Linked DNA regions of Homo sapiens: region 2 is linked to region 1. Evidence: read pairs that join two places in POLR2A ChIA-PET (ENCODE). Cell type or tissue: Caco-2. All regions are shown on one strand. Each heading gives the region's core, and the rest is flanking DNA. Links, peaks and the distances in the headings are about the cores only.

What was found. ChIA-PET counts read pairs that join two places held together with the same protein. Peaks named below come from ENCODE experiments on the same cell type or tissue, not always from the same donor. Only the 100,000 strongest peaks of a DNase experiment are listed, where the experiment ranks them.
Region 2: POLR2A ChIA-PET joins it to region 1 with 5 read pairs; 2 of 35 experiments call an interaction of 5 or more read pairs at or near these places.

The regions. Positions count from the first base shown.
Region 1 is chr2:216,199,055-216,215,228 of GRCh38, reverse strand. XRCC5 (X-ray repair cross complementing 5) reads right to left here. Exons shown (of 21, transcript NM_021141.4): 20 at 10,833-10,907; 21 at 8,936-10,041. The coding sequence ends at 10,027. Among named protein-coding and RNA genes, the nearest start is that of LINC01963, 9.7 kb to the left of the region's middle. In Caco-2, for the core only: no CTCF peak of the experiment used is centred there; a DNase peak (open chromatin) is centred at 12,398.
Region 2 is chr2:216,337,328-216,345,327 of GRCh38, reverse strand. The region is part of intron 1 of MARCHF4 (membrane associated ring-CH-type finger 4); the gene reads left to right. Among named protein-coding and RNA genes, the nearest start is that of MARCHF4, 31 kb to the left of the region's middle. RefSeq lists an enhancer at 4,015-4,727. In Caco-2, for the core only: no CTCF peak of the experiment used is centred there; no DNase peak of the experiment used is centred there; H3K27me3 peaks cover 199 bases.

The DNA.
Region 1 (16,174 bases), core at 8,175-16,174:
TTTGTGTGAATTTTTTGACAAATAAGACTAATTTAATATTGTTGGTTCAATGAAAACAGCTAAGTTGTTAGCTGTTTTGTTAGCTTCTGAGTTGTTGGCAAAAATATCCACATGTTTAAGGTTCTGACTTAAATGAACATCTGATATTCACAGGCTACAAAAATGGTTAACAGGTCATACAGGTTACTAAACAGCTGATGACTCGTCACATAGAACTTACAGGTAAGTCACTGTTGTAACCTTGCTTTTTGGCTCTTCTGTTGCTCAAAAGGTTTTTAAGGGTTAATGAGTGCCTGTTCACCTCCATCCTCATCTGGCCTAGAATGTTTAATTGGCTCCAAGTCCCTTGGCCATAAGGATCCCACCAAAGAACAGAATGAACCTGCAGCAGGTAGCCACACCACCCCGGCAAAGATATGGGAAAAAATAAATGTTTGGTCACCAATGTCATCTCTGGCACATCTTGGCTAAAAGGGGAGAATGTAAACTCAGCCTCCCAAAGTGCTGGGATTACAGACATGAGCTACCATGCTTGGCCAGAAACACGTTTCTAAAAATTGTGACGTGATTCTCATCTTTAAAGTGCTGATAGAGAACAGACAATTCAATATTTCTTGCCTCCTAGGTTTTCACTAAAATTTAAGGTTACTAAGAGTAAGAATTTTAGTTAATATAGAATTCTATATATAAAATGTGCCAAATAAATGTGTTCTTATGGAGAAAAAGAATAATTTTATTTAATTTGGATGTTATTTAAAGGTTAGTTATGAAAGAAGGTAGAAAACCAGTAAGTAGGAGAGATGTGAAAAAAGTTAGCTATGAAGATGTATTTTTGGTAAGGAAGGTTCAAAAGAGAATAATTTCATATATGAAAGTATCTTGCAGGGTAAATTTCTGTCCTAAAGTAAAATGACTGGTTATTAAGGAAAGGGGAAATTTAGTACAAATCAGAAAGTACAAGCATGTTATAGATGGTCTAAGTTGTGATAAGGTTTGTGAGAGAATACTTATGAAAAGCATTTTGTGTGGGATTAAGTTGGCTATAATTAAAATTATTTATAAAAGTCTTTCTAAATTTTGGTCCCTTGTTTTAAAAGAAAGTTGTCTTAAAATATGATTTACTCTTAATACAATTAAAAGAGGTTTTGATTTTTAATTCTAAACCTGTTTCTTGTTGAAAACTTCTCAGATTAGTATCTTGGAAGTTCCACTTTTGCTGCGTCTTGCTACTTTGTTTTTCTCCCCCTTTGAGAAGGCCTGAGATGATAACTTTTCCCTTCAACTGTTTTGCCAGCTCCTGTAACTTTTTCCCTCTGGTTCTAACTGCCACTGTGGCCTGATGCTAAAATGTTTTATCTTGAAGGTCTCGAAGAGCAATGTTTTCCTACAGTATACCTTGATTCTGTACTCTTGGCTTTTCCTGATATCCGAATTGTTCCATATAACCAGAAAACTTCCCATGCTGTTATTAAGAGTCATGTATTCCCCGGCTCAAGGTACAGTTTTCTAGTTTCCTGTTTCCTCCATAACATAAAGTTCATTCATGACCCCAGACACACTCTTCTTGTGTCTGATTAATTCAAGTAAACTTTTTACAGTTTGATTTCCAAGTTATCTAAATGGGCTTCTCATAGGAGAAGCAACCACACTGTAGGTTTTTCTTTGCCTTTTTGGTAACTGGCCTAAGAACCAAAGATTTTACATTTTATCAAGATAATTCCCATGTTTTCTTTATTAGATTTTTTATTACTTAGGAAAACTAAGCTTTAAAAGGGTTAAGGTTTTTACATCCATGTGACTTTCCATATTGCATTTAAAGTCTTTTGATTATTACTCTTGGTTTAATGAATAACTATTACAATGACCTGTAATTCCATTTTGATTAAAAGCTTTGAGCCTTTGAACATCTTTGACAAATGTCCTCAAAATCAAATAAACATTGCTAATTCTTCATGTTTTGCTTTTCAGAGTCAATAAAACCTTTTTTCTTTTAAACTATTTACAGCTTACAGAAATTGGGTAAAACATTGAAGATTACCTTTCTCTCTACCTAGTATCTCTAGAATTTGAAAACTATTCAATCCCCCTAGGCCAATCTGCTTTCCATTGCCAAGGCACTACTGCTAAAGCAATACAGTATCAAGCACCCTCCCAGTAGGCCCATGGACTATCACAGAAGGGGTGGGCACATGAGATTGTAAGGGCCAGTTTCAACAGATAAAATTAGTTCAGACCCTCCAAATTAAAGATGGGCATACAGATTACCAAACAGCTCATGGCTCAACACACAGAACTCATAGACAAGTCACTTTTGTAACACTGCTTTTTGGTTATGTTGCTCAAAAGGTTTTTAAGGGTTAATGCGTGCCTGTGAACCTCCATCTTCATCTGGCCTCCAATGTTTAATTAGTTTTAAGTCTTTTGGTTCCAAGTCCCTTGGCCACAGGGATCCCACCAAAGAACAAAATGAGCCTGGGGCAGGTAACGACACCACCCTGGCAGTGACATGAGACAAAATAAATGTTTGGTCATCAGTGTTGCCTCTGGCACATCTTGGCTAAAAGGGGAGAATGTAAACTAAAAATAAAATCCTAAGACTCCTCCCCTACAGATTGAATGGACCCCCTCTTGGCCAAGGGGACCCCAGAAAATTCTTAAAAACGGAGTTCCCAGCCATGACAGGACAGCAGGTTAGACACGACTTGTTATACTCCCCTCCCTTTTCTGGTTTACAGACAATTGACCCGCATTAAAGTTAAAATAGAGATCCTAAGATTGACAGAACAGATTCTTTGTGGCAGCAACATAACAAATTACCATGCCAGGCAAGGGTTAAGTTATGCACCCCTACGCTTAAAGAATAAACTAGGTTCTAACTGCAACAAGGATTCTCTTTCTCTCTAGCAGCTAAACAAGCAGTGGCCTCACCATAAACACTAATAAAACACTTGCAGCCCTACCAGATGCTGACTAACTGAACTCTACCAGCCATAACTATAGCTTTGACTGGACAAGAGAGTGATTTCAGTAACTTTCTCCTGTTAAGAAGCCCACCGACCATGGACTGGTTCTAGTGGGTTTACAGAGATTGCGTACTTGAGTGCCTTCCTGTCCTGAAAAACCTTTTGATGTACTGGGCCTGATTGTAATATTTAAATGTCGAGTCTTCTCTGTGAGATGAACATGGGTCATATGTAACATACTTGTTTAATATGCATTCATCAGGACCACCTTTATGAACATTCACAGCTCTTCCTGTAACCTACTGAATATGCATATTTAGATAACTTTTTCAGCATAAAGCTCCAAGCCAACCCCTCCTCCTTTGAAGTGCCTGTCTCTGGGCTTCTGCTAGAGGAGGCTGTGCTTCCCAGCTTGCAAGATAACCTGACAGGCTATAACTCTTAAGAAGTAATAGTTTCCTCTCTCCTTTTCCAAACTTACAGATTTGTGATTTTAAAAAGTTAACATGACTTACTCCATTGGGAGTGTTACTTAAATGAACTGATTTTAAATCTCAAACATACCAATTACCATACATATGGTAAAACTGAAGTCTGTGAGGGTAAAGCAATTTCTCTGAGTTTCCACAGTAAGTGAAGGCTCTTCAAAGTGCCATGCTGTTCATCAACTTCGGATGCTCTGCAAGTGGAGATCTCTCCCTCAGGCAGTGGCAGGAAGAGACTCTGCCCATCTCACTTCTGCCCACTTGATACAATGCTTTGGGATTATTTCTCCCCTCTTTCCACAGAAGAACATCAGGAGTGGATTGTTATGTTTCTATATTACTTTGCATGGGTCTCATTCCTCAGCTTTTTCTGGTACAAGGTAGACTCTAATCTTGAGGTGAGCACATTCTATTCTATTCATCTCCTCTAGGACACAAGCCACAGGAATTCAGTGTTGACAAAGATAGTTCTTGGTGTTGCTAAAGCTGCAGAAATGACAGGAAGGACTCAGGAGAGATTCTGCTTTTTTTTTTTTCCCCCAGCTCCTATCAGACATTCCCAGGTGGGGCTGGGGTATTATACCATCTGGCTTCAGAAATGCTCTAAGACTCCCTTTTACCCCTACCATCTGCCAACTTCTGTCAACACAAACTGCTAAGAAAGGGAACCTATTTTTCAGCCTAGTATTCTTACTATGGCAGAGATAGAGAAAAGTCATGCACATATTACATAAGATTGTCAAGATCTGCCAGGGATTCACCCTCTGCCTCTGAGCAAGACTGTTTCTAACACGAATAGGAAGACTACCAGAGAAGGGAGAGAGAAATCTGTTTCCTGTTTTCAAAATCTCCAGAGGAGATCCCTCAGCCAAGGAGAAGAGTCTTAACCCTAGTAACACACACAGCATCCTTGAAACAAACAACAAAAGCGATGTGGCCACAAGGATATGTGTGTAATTCTTTGATGGTGTGTTTGATCTCGCCCCAGTTTGGCCTCACTTAAACTCAAATCCAACAGCTTGGAATGCAATTTTAAAATTCTGAGCAATGACAAATGTCTCACACATGCTACCTTTTGTGCTTTCCTGGCCAAGCTGTTATCTGCAGTTATTTTCAAGAACAGAGTTCATTTTTGTTCTTATTTCTGAATGGGGAATTATATAAGGCTTGATTTTGGCCACAGTGGAGGCATGGAAGTTCAACCTAAGGAGGAGCAGAGTTTGCTATCGCCTACATTTGATTGATTTCAGGTTTAAACAGCAAGGCATGAAGATAATCCAGAGATGACCAGACTCTCTCTGGACAGCCTGTTTTCACCCTTGCCCTCCTTGAAACAGGTCACATTCACAGCACTTACATGCATCCCCTAAAAATACCAACTCCAAGCACATTAGTGAAATGGATGTTGCACTGAATACTCAGTGGGGAGATGAAAATTCACTCAACCCCACAGGATAACTTAAGACTAGGATGCCTATGGACACTTGTGCTTCCCCAAGCCCCTAAAGCTGCCCTCCCCTGCAGCTGTCCATCGCTGTTGTCTTTACCCACCTCCATCTCTAAAACTCTCCCCTTATTTAAAGATAATCTTTATCAACACCAAAGCCAGTAACCAGCCAGAACACCTCCCCTACCACCAAGTTTCCCCAGGGTGCCATCTTCCTTCTGCTTTCCTCTCCTATCTCAGTGCCACTGCAATCCCTGAAGTAGTTCATCAACGTATTTATCCAACAAACTAGATCTGTTCCTAAGGGGAATTCTGCTGCAAAATAAATTTTAGTTTTCATCCTATTTTACCAAGCCATTAATATATGCTGTTAGCAGTATGTGCTCATTAATCTTAACAATAACCCTGTAAGCTGTTATAATTCCCAGCATACTGAAAAGGTAACAGGGAGGGGCGTAGAGAAATTCAGAGACTTACCCATGCTAAGACTCCCGTTCCAGGTCTGCCAGGGTCCTTACCCACACAAGCTGCAGTGCAAAGGTGGGTGGCCCTGGGCAATGTAAAATGGGAGGATGTGGATAGGGCTTGGGTCTGGAGCTGCTTTCTCAACACTCCAAGCAGTACCCGTTCGCATATTCAAGCAGCTCCTGTGAGTTCCCTTTGGCTGAGAAGTTTCTGTCCTCTCCTGGGCCACCCTGCCCACAGATAAAATGCAAGTGATTTATTTTGTTGCTTACAAAGGTTAAGGGACTTGTGAAGGCCACATAACTGTTAAATGCTATTGACACCTGGACTTAATAAACCTAATAGTATCTAACATCCAGGTGGCTATTTGAAGCATTATGCCATTATGCCTCTTGAAAGGAAGTCTAGTCCTGGGTTATGTTTAAAGGAGCATTTCTTTCCTTTCCAAAATGACTGCAGAAAGCCAACTATCTAAGCAGGGATTAGCAATTCTACTTCTGATCAGGGGAACTGACCTATATGGGGTAAAAGTGTGGGATGGGGGAAGTCCCATTTCCCCATCACCCTCCTAATATTCCCCTGCCTGCTATAGGGAGGACTTAGAAAAATGGCTGGAGACTGAGCTATATTTATTAGGGGTCATTAAAACCCCTAAAAGGTTGTTTAAACATCATATGCATTTCCACTTCCTGCTCCATGCTGTCAACCAGGCACAAGTACCAGGGCCTACTTTTTTTTTTTTTTGAGATGGAGTCTTGCTCTCTCGCCCAGGCTGGAGTGCAGTGGTGTGATATCGGCTCACCGCAACCTCTGCCTCCCAGGGTCAAGTGATTCTCCTGCCTCAGGTTCCTGAGTAGCGGGTATTACAGGCGCCCACCACCACACCCGGCTAATTTTTTGTATTTTTAGTAGAGATGGGGTTTCGCCATGTTGGCCAGGCTGTTCTGAACTCCTGACCTCTAGTGATCCGCCTGCCTCTGCCTCCCAAAGTGCTGGGATTACAGGCGTAAGCCACTGCGCCCAAGGGCCTACTCTTTCCAAGCAGGCCCAATGAGACGTTCTTCCCTGTCTCAGGCTTGGAAGCCAGATGGTGGTAAGATCTGGATGTAGGAGGCAGAGGACAAACCTAAGCCATGAGCCACAACCTAGCTGTTCCAAAGATCTCTGAAATAAGCTAATACAAAGCAGTATGTTGATTTCCATTTTGCTGTCTGCTCCTTGTGCATTTAGCTCCAGGAGGGAGTTAATAGGAGAGGGGTGAGTGGCAAGGCAGGATATGGTCATTCCTTGGGCCCTGGTTGTGATACTAACTTAATATAATCAAAACCTAGGGTGACCATATATCTATAATCCATACCAGGACAATTCTGAGAACAAAAAAGAGCACTATTAATTATGCTAAGACAACAATCCATCCTCCATAGCTGGAATGCATGGTCACCCTGTTAAAAAGTAAGAAAACCTACCCTGGGTCCTACCCTTACCTTTGATCACATGGAGACTTTAATTTTTATGTATAACTAGATGAGAAAACCTAAGTCCAATAACAATAGATCATTACAAAGAAAACAGCACTGGAATACTCAAGGTCTTAGAAGAAATAAGGTTAAAATAAAAAAACAGCAGCAGACCTATTTAAAAGTTGTTTTGTGGCTGGGCGCAGTGGCTCATGCCTGTAATCCAAGCACTTGGGGAGGCCGAGGTGGGGAGATCATTTAAGGCCAGGAGTTCGAGTCCAGCCTGGCCAACATGGAGAAACCCCGTCTCTACTAAAAACACAAAAATAAGCCAGGGGTAGCGGTGCATGCCTGTAATCCTAGGTATTCGGGAGGCTGAGGCAGGAGAATCACTTGAACCTGGTCAGTGGAAGTTGCGGTGAGCCAAGATTGAGCCACTGTACTCCAGCCTCGGTGACAGAGTGAAACTCTGTCTCAAAAAAAAAAAAAGGTTATGTTCTGCCCAGGCCCTCTATTTGAAGTTTTCATGAAACCATCTCATTTGTGGAAAGCATTTTAGTTTAGAGTACTTCTACGGGCATGCTCTAAGCCTGTGAGGCAGGTCACAGGTTTAGCACCATGACAGAAGCTGTGCAGCAAGCAGCAGAGGCAAGACTCAAGTCCAGTATCTGGGTTAGCCCAGTGTTTCCTCCCGTACCCATGCTGTGACCCCTCATGGCCTCTGCTCTGCATGGGCCACAAGCTTGTGTCCTGAACTTAGAATATCTGGGGGAAGGCAGAGGACAACATGAAATGACGCCCATGGGAGACAGGGAACCAAAAGGAACATCTGTTGCCTGAATCAAAATTAACTGCAAAGCCAGTCATTAGCACTGCACATCATCAAAACAGGAGAGATCTGTGTCCATTTATTTTCAAAGCCATCCTGGACTTGGCGGGAAAAAAAAATGCTGCCTAATCCCAACACGATTTTTCAAATAGTTTTCCAAGATTCTAAATCTTATATGTAAATTAACTGGCAAAGGATTAAAACCCAACATTTAAAATAGTGGTACTTAATGAGGGGCAGCACATACCTTCAAGGGGGCATTTGGAAATGCGTATGGTCATTTGAGTTGTGACTTGGGTGGGGGGGTCACAAAGAGGATGACTCCTCTTCAAGTCAATAAATTTCAGTGACATAGAAGAAAAAGGTGACCGGGTCCATAGTCAGTGACTTGCAATCACAGACAAGCCTATCATTTGTGGGATTACTGGGCTTCTGAGAAGCAGCCCATGGTGGATTGACGACAATACAGCACTTGCTGTCCTCCAGGGCTACACTCAGCAGAACACCTGGGAGTTCTGTAGATCTGCCAATCTCATTTCACGGAAATGGGACTGTGATGTGTTCATGCAAAACACGCTGTCCCTACTCAAAACAGTACGCTCTGATGAAGTCTACATAGCACATATACTTCACCTGTATGAAATGGATTTGGAAATTACATGACTCATTTAGTTCTTCCTCTCCTTAGCCTGTGAAACTAATTTCTTCCTTGAGGTATTGAGATTTAGGTAAAACAGGGTTAGAGAAGCACAAATAATCCTGCTGCATTCAAACTAAGTCAAAAAGTATCAGAAGATCTAAAGGACTAACTTGATTTAAACTTTTCCTGGCATGACAAAAAGACTGACGTTTCCCAAAAGAAATTCCCCAAACTGCCAAAGACAGGGGCTGCTGATGGAGCCATACTTACTGAGCTGATTCATATTGCTGGGAGGATCTGATGAGAATAATGAAGATTTCAGAGATCAAAGTTTCCACTCTCTGTGGTTCTAAGAATGTCTCAGTTTTGTCCAAGTCACAAACAACCCCTGGGCTTTAACTATCTAACCAGAAACTATATGTCATCCTCTGTTGGGGTTACTTTAAATGAGCACCTGTATGTCAAGTTTGATGCAAGTGTGTATAGTATTGAGAGGATGTCCTAGAAGCCCAAAGTAAAGCACTCCTTTCTCTCCTCAGCTAAATGAATGATGTTCTATCTTGCAGATCCATTTTCAATCAATGGATAAGGGTGTTCAATTCTCAGCAGAGCACTGAAGAAGTCTTTTGCAGACAATAATTAGCAGCAATTCACAGAGAGATGAGTCATTTATGCCTTTAATGTTACATGTACAAAACTGTGTATTAGTGACGACTTATGAGGGTGCTGAAGACAGAGGTGACTGGGTACCAAGAAGTCTGTACACCAAAGAGGAACTGGAACTCAAGGCAAGAATGAGGACAAGAAAAAAAGAGAATAAGGGCTTTGTTATTTTCTTATTTAGTAAAGGAGACACCATCCACAAAGATGAAAGCTGACTTAGGTAGAAATGGGAAAGACCGAAAAGTTACCTAAGTGTTTTAATATAACGAAACTTTCTCTCTTTGAGGCTTGCAAGTAGAGAACAGTGAAGTGATATAATTCTAACTACTGTAGTAAATTTCTCAGTTTTTGAGTTTCTAAAGGTTCACTGATATGGCAGAGATTGGGCCAAAAGGTCTTTTCTTCATGAGACCACCACCATAACTCACTGCTTAAAAGGAGTATGAAGGGAAATTGTGCTCCCCTTCCCACCCCACTTAAAGAAAACCACCTATATACAGAGGCAGAGTAATGTGGTAACTAGAAGGCCTCAACTAAAAAGAGAAGTGAGTCCGTCCTTACCCATGGTTTTCCTAACCCAGCTGCTTGTTGGGAGGAAGCAAATGCTACTGCTTGCTCAACACAAGTTGTGACAGCTGTTGGAGGATCAGGCAAAGGAGGACTCTGGAAAGGGTTAAGAAACTCATCAATAACCATGCCATGGTTCCACATGAGACACTAATCACATCACAAGGGCTGCAACTGTCACTGATATACTAGGTCAAGAAAAGATCTACTTTCCAGAAACTTCAAAGCATGTATGTAATATACAAAGATCAGTAAGACCACAGAAAAAATAATACACCAACCAGAAAATAACAATGACTCTTTATAAACTTGTATGGGGTCTAAATTATCCCTTGTAATATATATGTGTGTATTCATTCCACAGAGAATTAGATGATCCGCCTCCAGGTAACCTGCTGGGAATTTCTTGAGATTTTGGCTCCCCTTGAATGGCCGCATCCAACTTGTTTTGTTAGAACTCCCAGCATCACAGCGATGGCAGCTCTCTTAGATTCCCCATACATCCACGACCTATATCATGTCCAACTGTGAACAAGAACAACACACTTAGAAAGGAATCAGGCCAATTTCATACCACTGCTTCTCTGGTGAGAGAGGGTTTAATGAAAATGACTCTACATTGGAAGGCATGCATGTACTTGCTCATTTATTCACCGCTCATTATTTTAGGAGTTAAACATTCAAGTATCCACTCATTTTAGTAATGAGAATGTCTCTAAAAAAGATTGACATCATAGTACGTAGTGTTTGTTGGTCAGTTGTCATATGAAGCTTAAAGGCGGGAAGTTTCCAAACATTAAGGATAGATACAAAAGACATTTACTACACAGCTTCCCAGACATCAACAACATGGTGTAATGGGGTCCAGAAATCCTCAAATGCCTATCGGTCTATTTTGTTTACATTAAGTTAATTGAGAACATTTAAGAAGTAGCCCTTTTAAGGGCTGTTTCATTTGTCAACCCACACAAACTGCATGTTGTATTACTTATTTTTGGTTAACAGCAATTTCAGTGAATTACAACATTTTGCTACTAATGGAATAGCCTCCCTAGCTCTTTTTCAGCCCTTCAAGGGAGAGGATTAATCTGAATGAACAATATAGCCGACACCATGAAACACAGGAATTTCTATTATGAAATTACCTATCTGATTGAATTTATAATGGCAATATATAATGGTGTAGGAAGCTTCTGGTGTATTGGAAATTAAAACACAAATAAGCAACAAGTGTAAGATAATCAGCCTTTGTGGCTGTATTTACAGCTCAGGTGACTTCAATCATAGAACACCAGGTGCATATTAAAAGTACTTACTAAATCGTCCACATCACCACCTTCTTCAAATACAGCTGCTGTGTCTCCACTTGGTTTGTCTTTGGGGGCCAGAAACTGTAAATAGAAAGTCAGTTATCATACCAAAATGATATTTTTGCCCCTTTGAAAGAGGGAACAATCTGCTAGCATTGCCACAGCAAAACCTAAGGCAGCCTGCTTAGCAGTCTCACTGCCAACGGCCCAAAAGAAACATCATCCTGGCATACGCTACTTCATTTGGCTTTGGGTGAGAGGCCCAGTTTTGAGGTTCAAGTAGTCCATACTAACTCATCACCAGAGAAAGTGCTCACGAAGAGGGAGGAAAGAACATGGCTTGTCGAGACAGTGTGTAGTGTCCTGTATAAGCATGGTGGACATCTGCTGTTTCCAGTTCTGCTTCCATAGGAAATAAGCTGGCTTGCTAAGGTTAAGAAAATAACCAACCACCCCAAACTAGTATGCTCTTTTGAAAGGAGCATGAGAATCAAATCAAGATTAGAATAATCTCAAGTTGAATGATGAAGAATCAGGAAAAAAAAAAAAAAAAAGCTTAGAATAATCTACTCTTAAATTCCACTGTGGACAAAAGCAGTAAAAGGGGGACTTCTCATAAGAAACGTGAAATGCAAAAATGAGTGAGCTTGGAAGGTTGTTTGATTCCTTTTATGGAAATCTTTCAATTTGTGTTAGAAATTGTTTGAAAACAGGCAGATGAGAAATGGATGAGAAAACCATTCAGCATCACTGTTCTAGATCTGGAGCTTCTGAAAGGCAGATACATAGTAATACAGCAAAGTCCAGGAAGTGAAGTCTGTGAGGATCTAGGAATGACACTCAGATTTTAAAAGGGTAGTGAGGTGAGTGCCCTTGAAAATTATCTGAACACTCTTTTTCCATCCTGTCCCTCCAAGGGATAGCAGTGGGGAGCCTTTTCCTTCAAGGCATGTGGCAGCTGCCTCTAAGAGCTGGGTTCTAGCAATGCATATCTATCTAGCAATGCCTATCTATCCTAACACGAGAAGGTGATTTTCTGGTAGCATGCCTGCCTGTAGGAGTGAGTGTTTTAGAGAGGGCAGTGGAAAGTGGGGCACTTCTACTTTTCCTTTGGGGGCCAGAAACAGTAAATAGAGAATCAGTTATGGTACCACAACTGACTGGCCCCTAGAGGCATTCTGGCATTCTTCAGGCTGAGAGTGCATGGAGCAGGCACGCGGTGAGAGAGCCTTCCAGCCCACTTATGCTCTCCTGTAGTTGCTTCCACCCAAGAGGAAAAAGTATAATTATACTTTCCTCACTCTCAACATGAAAAAATGGTAAGAGCTGCCATTCTCTACATTCCTGTTACTTTTATGGTACAATGGACACAATCATGACCTCTGAAACCTAAGACCTATAAATAAACTAAAATATGTCTCTTTAAAAAGTCAAACCAAAGTCAACCATGAAATATGAGGCTGCATGTGGCAAGTTTCAGGAAGCAAGAAAGCTCTGCCTGTTCTTCTAGTCCTCATATACAAAAACACACACAGGTAACAAAGTGATAACAGTGGAGGCTGTGTCTGCCTTAAGGTGCAGTGCCTTTGTCAGCACCATGGACATAATTGTTTGTTGACTCAACCACTCTCTTGGACTTTTTTTCCCTCAGTTAAGACCACCTCACTATTCATTAACTTCTTTTATGACTGAGCGAATAAGGAATTTATCTTCTTTTAAGGACATTTATGGATCTTTCCATAGCTCTTTGTTGACCCTAAACTGGGCCATGTGCAAGACTGAGAATCAATGGTATAAGAGAGAGGAAATCCCAGCAATGGAGGCAGACAGTCTGTAACAGAATTGTGATGAAGCTTCTGTTTCATTCATTCTGTTTATTCTGGGTGATTATGAATAAAGATATCTGACAGCCAAATACAGATAAATGAATAAAAAATCTATACATTTACTAGCATATGATTTATCTGTAAAGGTTAAATAAACTACTCTATCCTAGATTCTCAAATGGGTTTTTATTTGGGGTTTTCCGGGTTATTATCATACTTTTTATGTTGTACCTCTCCTCTCCTACTCATTGTCATTAACCCCTGCATGATTTTCGTGATATCAGGACTATATGGCTACAGGATAAGACTTATCCAGTTGGGGCAAGAGAATAAACAGTAGAGCTGCATCCTGCCATAAATCTCTGTAGGGCCACAAATGACTGGTATCTTCCAAACATCTGAAAAACTCCATAGGCTTAATGGTTCTGTAGTCCACTACATCTTGTATGACCCCTTAGATAAGGACTTATTGTTGGCACAGTATGACCATGGTATATATACTTAAGCACAAATGGCACATCTCTGAGACTAGGCCAAATTCCTAGGAAGAAATGAGCAGCAACAAAAATCCTACATTTTCATTAAGTGCTAAGTATCGTCTGCAACTGATTTTCCTGACAGATCTGCTTCACATTTCTGTGTAAGCAAATTATGTTTAAAAGCTGGGCTGCCATCCATTATCCTTCCCAATGCCCCAGGCAAGGCTGATCTCTTCCACATATCACTCCTCATCATTAATGTTTGTAACTGCAAGTAATTCTAGCCCATGCAGTGACAGGGAAGCAAGATAGAGCAGAGAACTCAATGACTGGCCTGCTTTCTCAATAAAAGCAAGAGATTCTCCGAATCTCTTCTGCAGAAAGGGGTAGGAGTCAATTCTCATCTTTTCTCATGTGTTCTTTCCCTCTGCAATATGCTGAGAAAGTAGAGAACAGATAGAAAGGGCATGTGTGTGAGTGACATATTCCTTCTTCCTCAAACCACCATCACTTACCTGGGGTTACCATAAAAGTGCCTCCTTACCTGGAGAACTTTATGAAATGGATAACCTACTACTTTTCAAGTACACTGAAATATAATCCTGGCCACAAGCAGAGTAATGAAATCAATAACCTCTATATAGAAACTGCCAGTCCTATACCACCATAAGACTAAAAGACTATCATCTTGTGCTCAGACCCTTACTGACCCCCAAAGTAAAAACACATGACTTCCACTGGGTTGTTTCCAACACCATCAGGTGATTCCAAAGGATTACTGACAATCTAGATGTGTAAAAAAGCATCAAAAAGAATAAAAGTCAGTTTGCATGTACTTTGCCTAAAATGACATATATTTGGGTTTCATTAATGCCACTTGTAGCTTAATGGATGCTATAAACACTAACATGGTGCAAGAGGGAAATCCTGCAGCCTAGTGTGGAGAACACAACTATAACCCTGTCAGTTTCTCAGGAACCTTACGCAAGCCACCTGACCTTTTCATAACTAATTTCGCTCAAAAACAAAATGTGAATACTACTACTTACCATACCTATCTTAGGGGTTGTTGAGTCTCAGATAAACTAAAGTATGAAAAAATTCATTATGGTATTGTAAGTTTCATGTTCTAATTCCTAGGAATACACTTAACATATGTCCACCAAGTGGTATGTACAAGAATATCCACAGCATCTTTATTCATAACTGCCAAAGGACAAACAAGCAAATGTCCATCATTAGGAGAATGGATGAATAAATTGTGGTAAAATCATAAAAGGGATTACTACATAGCTATAATCACATAATTGATGAAAAAAAGGCATGATTCCAATTATATGAAGGTCAAAAACAGGCCAGATGACTCTCAAGTGACAGAAGTCAGAATAGTGGTTACCTCAAGGGATGGGGGCTTCTGACTAGGAAGGTACCAGGGAGGCTTATGTGGTGATGGAAATGTTCTATTATTTTGATCTGGGTGGTGAGCACCCAGGTACATGAATGTGTAAGAATTCATCAAGTTGCACAGTTAAGATCTGTGCATTTACTGTACACATGTTCTACCTCAATAAAAAATTTAATATCATATCTTAAATGTATCAAGCCTTAAATAAATATTGGGTAACACTGTGATATTTTCATTATTACTTTTCTTGTACTAGCAAACTACACCAGAGAATTAAGGCAGAAAATGAAAGCAGAAAAAAGCAAAGAAAAATGTCACAGGTTCCAACAGGGGCCAGCAGTTTGACAAAACTGCTCTCAAGAAATGATTCTTAACCTTTGTCTTCAATCCTTCACTAAGCTTTGGAGAATTCCTGTGCACTCTCACACACAGAACCAGATGTACTCTTGAAAAAGGGAGCATGAGCATCCTTTCTCTAGGTAGATGTGGTTGGCGGCATTATAAGGTGAAGGCGTGAAGAGCTGGTGCCATGGTGTGGTGATAAGGCGACTACAGCGGGCATCTGGGGGTCTGGATTCCAGTCAATTCTGCTGGCCACTAGCTTGCTGTGAGGCACAGAAAACTTTACCTCTCTAGACAGGGGTGTTGGTAAAATGGCCAACACCAATTGGTAAAATGGCCAATTGCTATCTATGAATGTCTGTGATACTAAGGTGGAAAATCCATAAATGTCAACAACAATAAAGAAGGATAAATTAGGCAGTTACAAGAAAAATAAGTGCTAAAATAATGATTTTTTTTTCACAGAGCTTACATCAAATGATTATTTAGATATAGCTCAGCCTCTTGGAATCTGGTAAAAAAAAAAAAAAAAAAAAAAAAGATCCCAATGCCATGGGGATAAATCCTCTTTCTTCACTGCTTTCTCAATACTAAAGGAGAATGAAGGACTAGGGCAGTGCTAGAACTAGATTCCTGGCCGGTGACTTACTGTGAGCTCTCAGACACATCACTTTACCTCTTCCACCCACTACAGAGCCAGGAGAACTGACAGATGAAGAGCACACAAAGGCTATACAAAGATTCTACCAAACATCAAATGCTAATGGCATATCTAATCATATAAACTAGAAACAGAAAAAGTGGAAGAACTGACAGGTTATAATGATAATAAAAATGAACATTAAAGAATGATTTATGCCTAGGTTTCAAAATGAAATGAGAGGTACCAGGAAACTTAAAAGAAAGTGACTGTCTAAACTCACGCCATGCAAAAACTTTCTATTTCTGTAGCAGAGCTGACTTCCTTCTATTTCTCAAAGAATCATACAATCCACATATTTCTAGAAAAACTGGAGGGTAATAGCTCTTAAGATGTTATACAAATGTAAAGTTATAATTTTCATTTAAAATGAACATCCCTGGATAATTATTTCCTTTCAAATGTCAACATTTAATAGCAAGAATTTGACAGCTTGCTAACTTTAAATAACTTATGGGAAACACCTCAAAAGAATTTAAATAGACTGTGAGGATTGTTCTTTAACCTCAGTGATTATAGTCAAGTTTCCTTAAATGATTATTTGGGAAGTGACCAAATTGAACATTTGAAGGCAATATAAATGAATATTTCAGTGC
Region 2 (8,000 bases), core at 1-8,000, 140 kb before region 1:
TGTTCTTTGGCCTTTTAGCAGGGAATCAACAACATCCCCTGAACCCTTGCTCGATGTGTAACCTTGGGGAGAAGAAGGGGCCGTGCTTTTACAGTATTCGTGGGGAGAAAGCAGAGGCCCTCCAAACCAGCAAACCACAGGTTTCACAGACCAAGGGATCTACACTGGACCTCCCACTATTCAGCCTTTCTTTTGTTTCTTTACTTGTTGATGTTTCCTAGCAGCTGTTCCCAACTTTTCTCATTCACATGAAGTTGCCATCCTCATTCTCAGCAGATGACCTTGCCTTCTACATTGCTGAGAAAATTGGGTTCAGCCGTTCACATTCCAACATCTTTCCCCTTCTGCTTGCCATCACTGCCTCTTCACTCCTGTAAATATCTATTTTTACCTAGACTCTCCCCTTTCCTATCTGAGAGAAAGAAGCACCCGGCCTCCTTCCCAGAGTGCTCTTTGTCCCAGCTCATTCCAGGATTTTCCATCTCCACGTGGACTTGGCTCCATCCATTACCACCTCCGCTCGCACCCACACAGCTCACTGTGGGACACCTTCAATCACTTCCTCTTTGCTGGCTCCCTCCCCTCTGCATGCAGGCAAGCCTTTAACACCCCTCCCTCTTTCATCTCCTTATGCCTACTCCTATTTTCCAATCTTGCTTCCACCTCCCTCACTGACTGAAACAGTTCCTTGGAAGGTCCCTGATGCCCTCATTGTAAAAATAAGGGGCCTTTTAGAAGCCCTGCCCTCCTTGATTCCCCTGAACATTAAGTATTCTCAATTTCCCATTCTTGCCAATATCAATTCCTCTCTTGGTTCTGTCTTTCATAAAGTCCGTGTGTGGTGACCATGAGGACTGGCTGCTCCACTCCACCCTGCTTCTGGTGAAGTCTTAGCCAAACTTTGGGCCCTTCCCCATTTGTGAGTCATGAAATCAATTCTACGAGAGGCAGCCGGCGTTCTCCTTCTCCACCCACGCCCCCACCATGAAATTCAGTAGAATAGGATAGGAAAAGTCAGAGTACATTATGTAGAGGAAGAGCAAGTATTGTCACATGTTTTTTTGTTTGTTTGTTTGTTTGTTTCTGTTTTTGTTTTGCTGTGGATGAGTTAAAAAGTTGGGAAGTTTCTGTTTTAGTTTGTCTTTCTGTACTGCCAAGCTGGGAAGTAAAAATGCCACTTCCCATTCCTCTATAACTAACACAACATTTCCAAAATCATAGTAAGACTATCTTCTGAAAACTGAGCTCTCTCCCAAATTCTCTACATTGCTAATGGTTTTGCCAGGGTTCCCATCAGTCCCCTCTCCCCTGCCCCATCCTCTGTGGCTTCTTCCTCTGGCCCCATCCATACTGGATCAATTCTCACTAGGTCCCACTCTGAGATCTCCAGCATTCATTCCCTCTCGTGATTCTCCTGCCTCAATTGCAGTTACAGATATTACTATTCATATCCAGATAGTACTTCTAGCTACTCTTCTGGCCTCTAGTTTCACAAAGTCCCCCGACTTCAGTTACAATCCTGATCTGTCATTTACCAGCAGCTATATGACCTCAGGAATGTTGTTGGACATTTCTGAGCTGCAATATCCCTATGTGCAAAGTGAAACTATTTAATATTTTTCTCACAGGGCTGTTCTCAGAATCAGAGGAATATGGAGATAAATATATATATACACATATAAAGCTGGATAAAGGATACACAAAGGGACTAGCACAAGTTAGGAGCTCAGATATTAGCTTCCAGCCTCACAATGTGTCTGACGCTATTATGGACTAAATGTTTGTGCACCGCCCCCAGCACCCGGATCATATGCTGAAATCCTAACCTCCGATGTGATGGTATTAGGAAGGGTGGGGACTTTAGGAGGTAATTGAGTTTAGATGAGGTCATGTGAGTAGATTCTCCATGATGGGATTAGTGTCCTTATGAGAAAAGCAAGAGACTAAAGCTCTCTCGGCCATGTAAGAATACAGCAAGAGGGAAGCTGTCTGCAAGCTAGAAAGACAGGTCTCACCAGAACCCAATCATGCTGGCACCCTGATCTCAGATTTTCCAGCCTCCAGAACTGGGAGAAATAAATATCTGTTATTTAAGCCACTCAGTCTATGATATTTTGTTATAGCAGCCCAAACTAAGACAGATACCCCACTAGCAAATCTTCCATGGCTCTCTATTGCCTGCTGAATGAAATATCTCAACTCTGGTCCTTGTCCTTTAAGAATCCCTCAACTTGGTCACAGCCTGCCATTTAAGCCTTCACTTTCCACCAGTCCCAGTCCTTTGGGACAGGGGGACAGTTCACCATTCTTCCTACAGACATGTATGCTCCTGTCCCCATGCTTCTTCCTCAGTCAGTCCTTTCTGCCTGCCCCACCCTCCCCACAGCCCCACCTTGCTCTCATGCTTGTCACTACAGCACAGTCTTGCTGAAGGTGATCACAAGAGCCCACCTACCAGCTGGTGGCCCCACCCAGGGCCTGGGAAGGAACTAGACTGGAACCCAGGAGCAGCAGGCATCCTGGAAGGGAGGGTGTACCGTGCGGCCACACTTGGCAATCAGTTCCCTGGGCCAGGGCAGAGAAGGTGGCATGTGGGCCTTTCTGCAGGATCATAGAAAACAAAACCTCAGCCCCTCCTAGGGGGTCTCTGAGTCCTCACTAAGACCCAAGTCCACTCATTCCTCCCACAAGAATGAACTCCAGAATCTCTCTAACATACCTACCCCATTCCCACTTCTCCATGCAGGTTCACACCCCTTCCCACCATTCCTGCAGGCATCCTAGGCCCATCTCAGCCACCCCTAGCAACCTTGCCAGTCCCTCTGCAGACCTGTCCTCAGCCCCAGCCCAACCATCAACAGGACACATGCCGACTGGAGCACAGAAACATTTTTGCACCCAAGAGGGTCTTCTCTCCTCCTTGGAGACAGGCAGATTTGGGTTCAACCAGCTGCCTTCTCTTGTTCCAGATGAGTTCTCCTGTTGGCTCCCATCACCCCATAGAAAACTGATTTTCAGTTTTCTCCTCTTTCAAGTGGAGAGAATAACAAGAACCTGGTGGGTCGTTGTGAGGAATTAACTGCAGTTAAAGTTCAGCACAGTTCCTGGTACCCTAAGGCCAGAGGGCTCAAACTGGGGGCTCTCAGAGGGCATATGGGCAAAGATACATTTTCTTTGGCCTAGTCTGGCTATGTAAACAAATGTTTTAAAATAAAAAGTTCTACACACACATACACACTTCAGATCGGACTCCTCTTGAAAAATGGGAAGATCCAGAATCAATGGGCTGCTTCCTCCCATGAGGCAATTATGGGCCACTGCTGAATAGTGGTTGCCCCTAATGATGAGTTTGCCACAGTCATCTCCAACCTTCTCATCTGACCCTCTGGGCATATGGCTGATATTTAATATTGCCGTAATATTGCAGTCCTTCTGTGCTGGTTGGTGAGCAGCTGCTATCTGGGATTCCACCATCCTGGCTGCTCCAGTCCCTCCCTGGGACCCCCAAGACCTAATTAGGATTCAGCACCTAAAGGGTTAATTCCCAGCCCAGTAGGGGAGACCCTGGGACTGTGCTACTTGGTGGCTGATGGATTGGTGTCTATGCAGGTCCAGTTGTTAAAGATTTAGAGTAAGATTCCCATCGGGAGGCACCGGTGTTGCTGTCCTCCATTCACTGCTTCAGTCCTCAGCTTTGAGAACAGGATCTGGTGCACAGTAGGTACTAAGCCTACTAGGACTTTGACTTTGTGGACTGAGTTTTGCCTTATGCCCTTAAAACCATTAGTTTCCTCTCCTTGGCCTTGCCCTCCCCTTCCTTTGAGGCTAACAGAAGAGGGCCCTCCCAGATGCTACCCTTTGCACAGCTCTGCCTCTCCCCAGGCTCAGTCTGCATCAGCAGTGAATGTGGGTGGGGTCTGGGCGGCTCCCTTGGCTCAGGCTCAAGCCCCTGTGGAATAGGCAAGCAGGCCTCTTCTAGGAGCCATGGTTGAGGGATGCAGCTGGTGCCTTTTGCCTTGTGGGTAGCCAAAGTACAGTCATTCACGAGAGACCGTGGGTGTAATCAAAACCATTTTATTTCTCAGACAATGGAAACAAACAGAACAGCCATCTCAGTCAGGACATGGAAGGACCAGCAGGGAGCAGGCAGATTGGAGGAGCTGCAAAATGGTATAAACTAATGGAAATGATTCTGCTGGCACTGCTCACTGCCTCCTCCGAATAGTTCCAGTGACTGCTTTCCTGGGGCCCAGCCACTCAGAGAGGGTAAACGCTGGGGGATCCGAGGAGAGTGAGGGGAGGAGGAGGAAGAGGGACTGACTGACAACTGGGCGTAGTTCACAACCTGGACATTTAACTTTCCAAGCCAGGGGGCTTCGGTGTGAGTCTTGTGCTGCCCCTGACTGGCTGTGTGACCTTGGACAAGGTGCCTCACTTCTCTGGGCCTCAGTTTTCATATCACTGAGTAGACTGGGGTAGTGCAGCATCCAAGGCCCTGCCAGCCTCTATTCTGTGGCCCCCACATATTGTTTTATATACTATACTTCCCTTGTCCCTACCCCAACACTGTATTTTCTCTGTTGAAATACTTGGCTCATAGACAGCTCTGTCTCCTACAGCCAGGAGCTCATCCTCAAGGGTAGGGACCACTTCCTTTCCCTTTTTGTCCATGAAGTCCTAGGGGCATGGGAGATGCTCTGTCAACCCTGGGAGGCTGGACCAAGGGTAGGCTAAGACTGTTGCAGGTGGCAGCCCTGGGGGGCTACTGACAAAGGCCAAAGGAAGAGTAGGTGCTGGTGGAATTAGGTGAAATTGCTGGCTTGACTGGATTTGGATGGGGTTTGTTGACTCAAGCCTGGAACACCCCAGGCCTCTTCCTCTCCCTTCTCTAAAGATAGCCTCAGAAGGCTGCAGGAGGAGAGCCAGGGAGGCCTGTGTGAATTCCTGGTGAAACCGAACTGCCAGCCCTTCAAAATCACTATGGGGTTTATATTCTTGTGTCACCCTAAATTCAACAACAAACAACACTCAGATGGGGAATTCCACCCCCACTCCCTCCCAGCCCACTCCGAGGTCCCTCATTCTGGCCAGGAGAGCTAAGACTGGTTCCAAGCACCCAGGCTGTAAAAGGAATCTGGCAGCAGGCTTTGTGGAAAAGCTCCAGGGATTGGATGGGTCTGAACAGCAGCCCCACCCTCTCAACTTCCTGTTTCTTTTGTTTGGGGCGAGGGCTTGGGAAGAAAGGCTGCAGGGGAGGTTTGGGAAAGGGAGAGGCGGATAACGGCTGGAAATTCAGCTTCTCCAACCCAGGGACTTGAGGGAAAGGGGGTGGGTGCTGGGGAGGAGAGCCCAGCAGGGAGGGAGCCAGCTGCTGCTTGATTTAAGGAGTTGTTTTCCAGTCACCCCAGCAGGAGGCCCAGAGAGATGGTGGAAATTAAGTGCTTAAGTCCCCCGAGGCTCCATGGTACCTTATTGCCCTGGCTGGGTCCTGGGTGATAATGGGATCTCCTGGAGGGTCTCTATGGGATCCTTGCTGATGCCAGCCTTATACTTGAGAGGCCCCAATAAAACCCAAAGCCCTAAGTCAGTGCCTGCCCCATAGAAGGCACATGAATGAACGAATGAACAGATGGATGAATGACCAGGAGGGCAGATGAGGATTTGAAAAGGATTGTAAAACTGCCAGACTCCCTGTGTTAATGCCACTTTCACTCTTGCTGAAGAAAAACACTTCTCCACTGAGCAGCCAAGAGAGAAAAGCGTGTTTTACAAGAGGAGGGGAAGGGTAGAGGAGAGGAAAGAATGAATGGATTTTGTGTTTTGACATATTTACTAAAAAATGTGGAAACTGCTCAGCACCTGCTAATTAGAGTCAGAGCAACCTGCACTCCCTGTGATGTGCAAATGCCAAGGCAGTGGGAGCCTGAAGGATGGGTGGATTTCCCAAGGGGATTATGGGCTTTTTCCCAATGGAGGAGAGAGGACCATGGGAAGTAGGAGGGTGGAGATGAGGAGCAGAGGGAGGTGCAGAGAAGGGCATGGCCATTGAACACTACACCTTGGATTTCTTGGCATATTTCATTTACTGTCTTCTCCCATAGATGCCTAGAATGACAAGACTGCTGTTGGGTGCCAGGAAAGGGGGGATTGGTGACTAGGTCTGTCCTCTCAAACTACAGATCAGGAACTGCAATCCTGAGGTCAAAGACTGGTCCAAGGCTCCCCTTGCCTTTTTTCTAACTCTCACCTCTCTTAGGAATCTCTCCCATCTCCCCGCTCCTTTCTGTCCAACCTGGGACAGCCAAGAGGTAGGAACACAGGTCCTGGATTCAAACAGCCTGGGTCTCACTCTTCTTTCTCCAACTTGCTTGCTGTGCCTTTTGGGAAAGTTTCTTGGCTTTGGCTTTTTCTCTTGTAAATGGGAGATAATAAGAGCACTCACTTGGTAGGGTTGTGGTGAGGATTAAATGAGATGATACGTTTGAAGACCTTGACACTCAGTAACTATTCAATGACTGTGGGCTACCATCTTTGAAGACTTTGGAGTTCAAGAGCCATGAGTATCCTAGTTCAGCCACTGATTAGCTGTGTGACTATATGGGTCAGGATCTGTTCAGGAACACAGGCCATGCTAGATGGTTCATGTGGGGATTTTAACATCAGGAACTAATTATAGAGGTGGCAGTGGAGCTGCAAGTCCACGCAGGAGAGGCTGAGGCGGAGCAGAGATGGAATGTAGGAAGGCAGTGCCTAAGCTGGAGGGACAAAAGGAGGAGGTAGGTTACTAGAACCTGGGAATCCAGGGTTGATGGGAACTGCGACCACTGAGGAAGGGCTGTCAAGGTTTATGGGGGCTGGAACCAAGGAGGCAAACAGCCACTGTTGAAGCTACTACCTGCAGTTGCTACGTGGAGCTGGGAGGAAGGCGGCAGAAACTTCTGTGGTTTCTCCCTAACTCCCATCCTCCAGACTCCCACTTGGCTGAACCAGTTGGCAATGGTGTCTAGGTAGTGTAGATTGCCGGGGTCAGTGCTCTGGGAGAGACAGCAGAAGAGGACAAGGCAAGGAGTGACCACACAGCACCTGGGCAAGTTACTTACCCTCTTACACTACAGTGTTCTAAACTGCTTAAGAAAAAGTTGGGAAGGGGAGAGGATGCTTGGTATGATTGCTGGGAGAATTATATGACATAAGGCACATAAAGTCTATACCACAGGGCCTGGTCATAGCCAATAACTGTGGGCTCATCATGTTCCCTCCTCCAGGATCCAACTCCAGTCTTACCTCTTCAAGAAGTCACTGCTGACCTCTGTGATCTTAGACCACTTTGCTCATACTTTTATGAGTGTGTTTTTCCACATTGCAGTGCCATTTCTGATCAAATATCTGTCTCTTCCACTAGAGTCTGAACTTCTAGGAGTGTCTTCCTCCTTTTGGTGTCCTTTGCTCCTTGAGTGCCTGCCACTCAACAGTTAGAGGATGCAAACCCTGTATGTCAGCATACAACATGTAAGTGTTAAAAAACAGTCTCCAAGCAATGCTGTAGTTCGTGGGGTATGAATTTCTAGAAGTAGTAGGTCGCTAACCAAATTTAAAGAAGGGAAGGGAAAGACCACGAAAGAGATGTGAAGGTCAAGGAAAATGAGAAACACGAAGACTTGGAGAGAGGCACAGTGGCTTATATAAGGCCATATACCTTGGAAGCGTGTCCTGGCTTCTAAGCTAATGAGTGATTAAAAACTCTTTTTTCTTTTTATAAAGAATAACACATTTTCAGTGTGGAAATTTTAGAAAATTCAGGTAAACAAAAAGAAGAAAATAAAAATTATCCATAATGCCAACCCCAAAATAACTAAATATTTTGGAGTTTATCCACTCAGTCACATGCATATGGCATTTTTTTGTGTGTTTACTAAAGTAGTATCAGTCTGTTTCACAGCTTTTTAAAAACAGTAATGCTTGAAGAACTTTTCAAGACATCAAATGTGCTTTCACAGCAC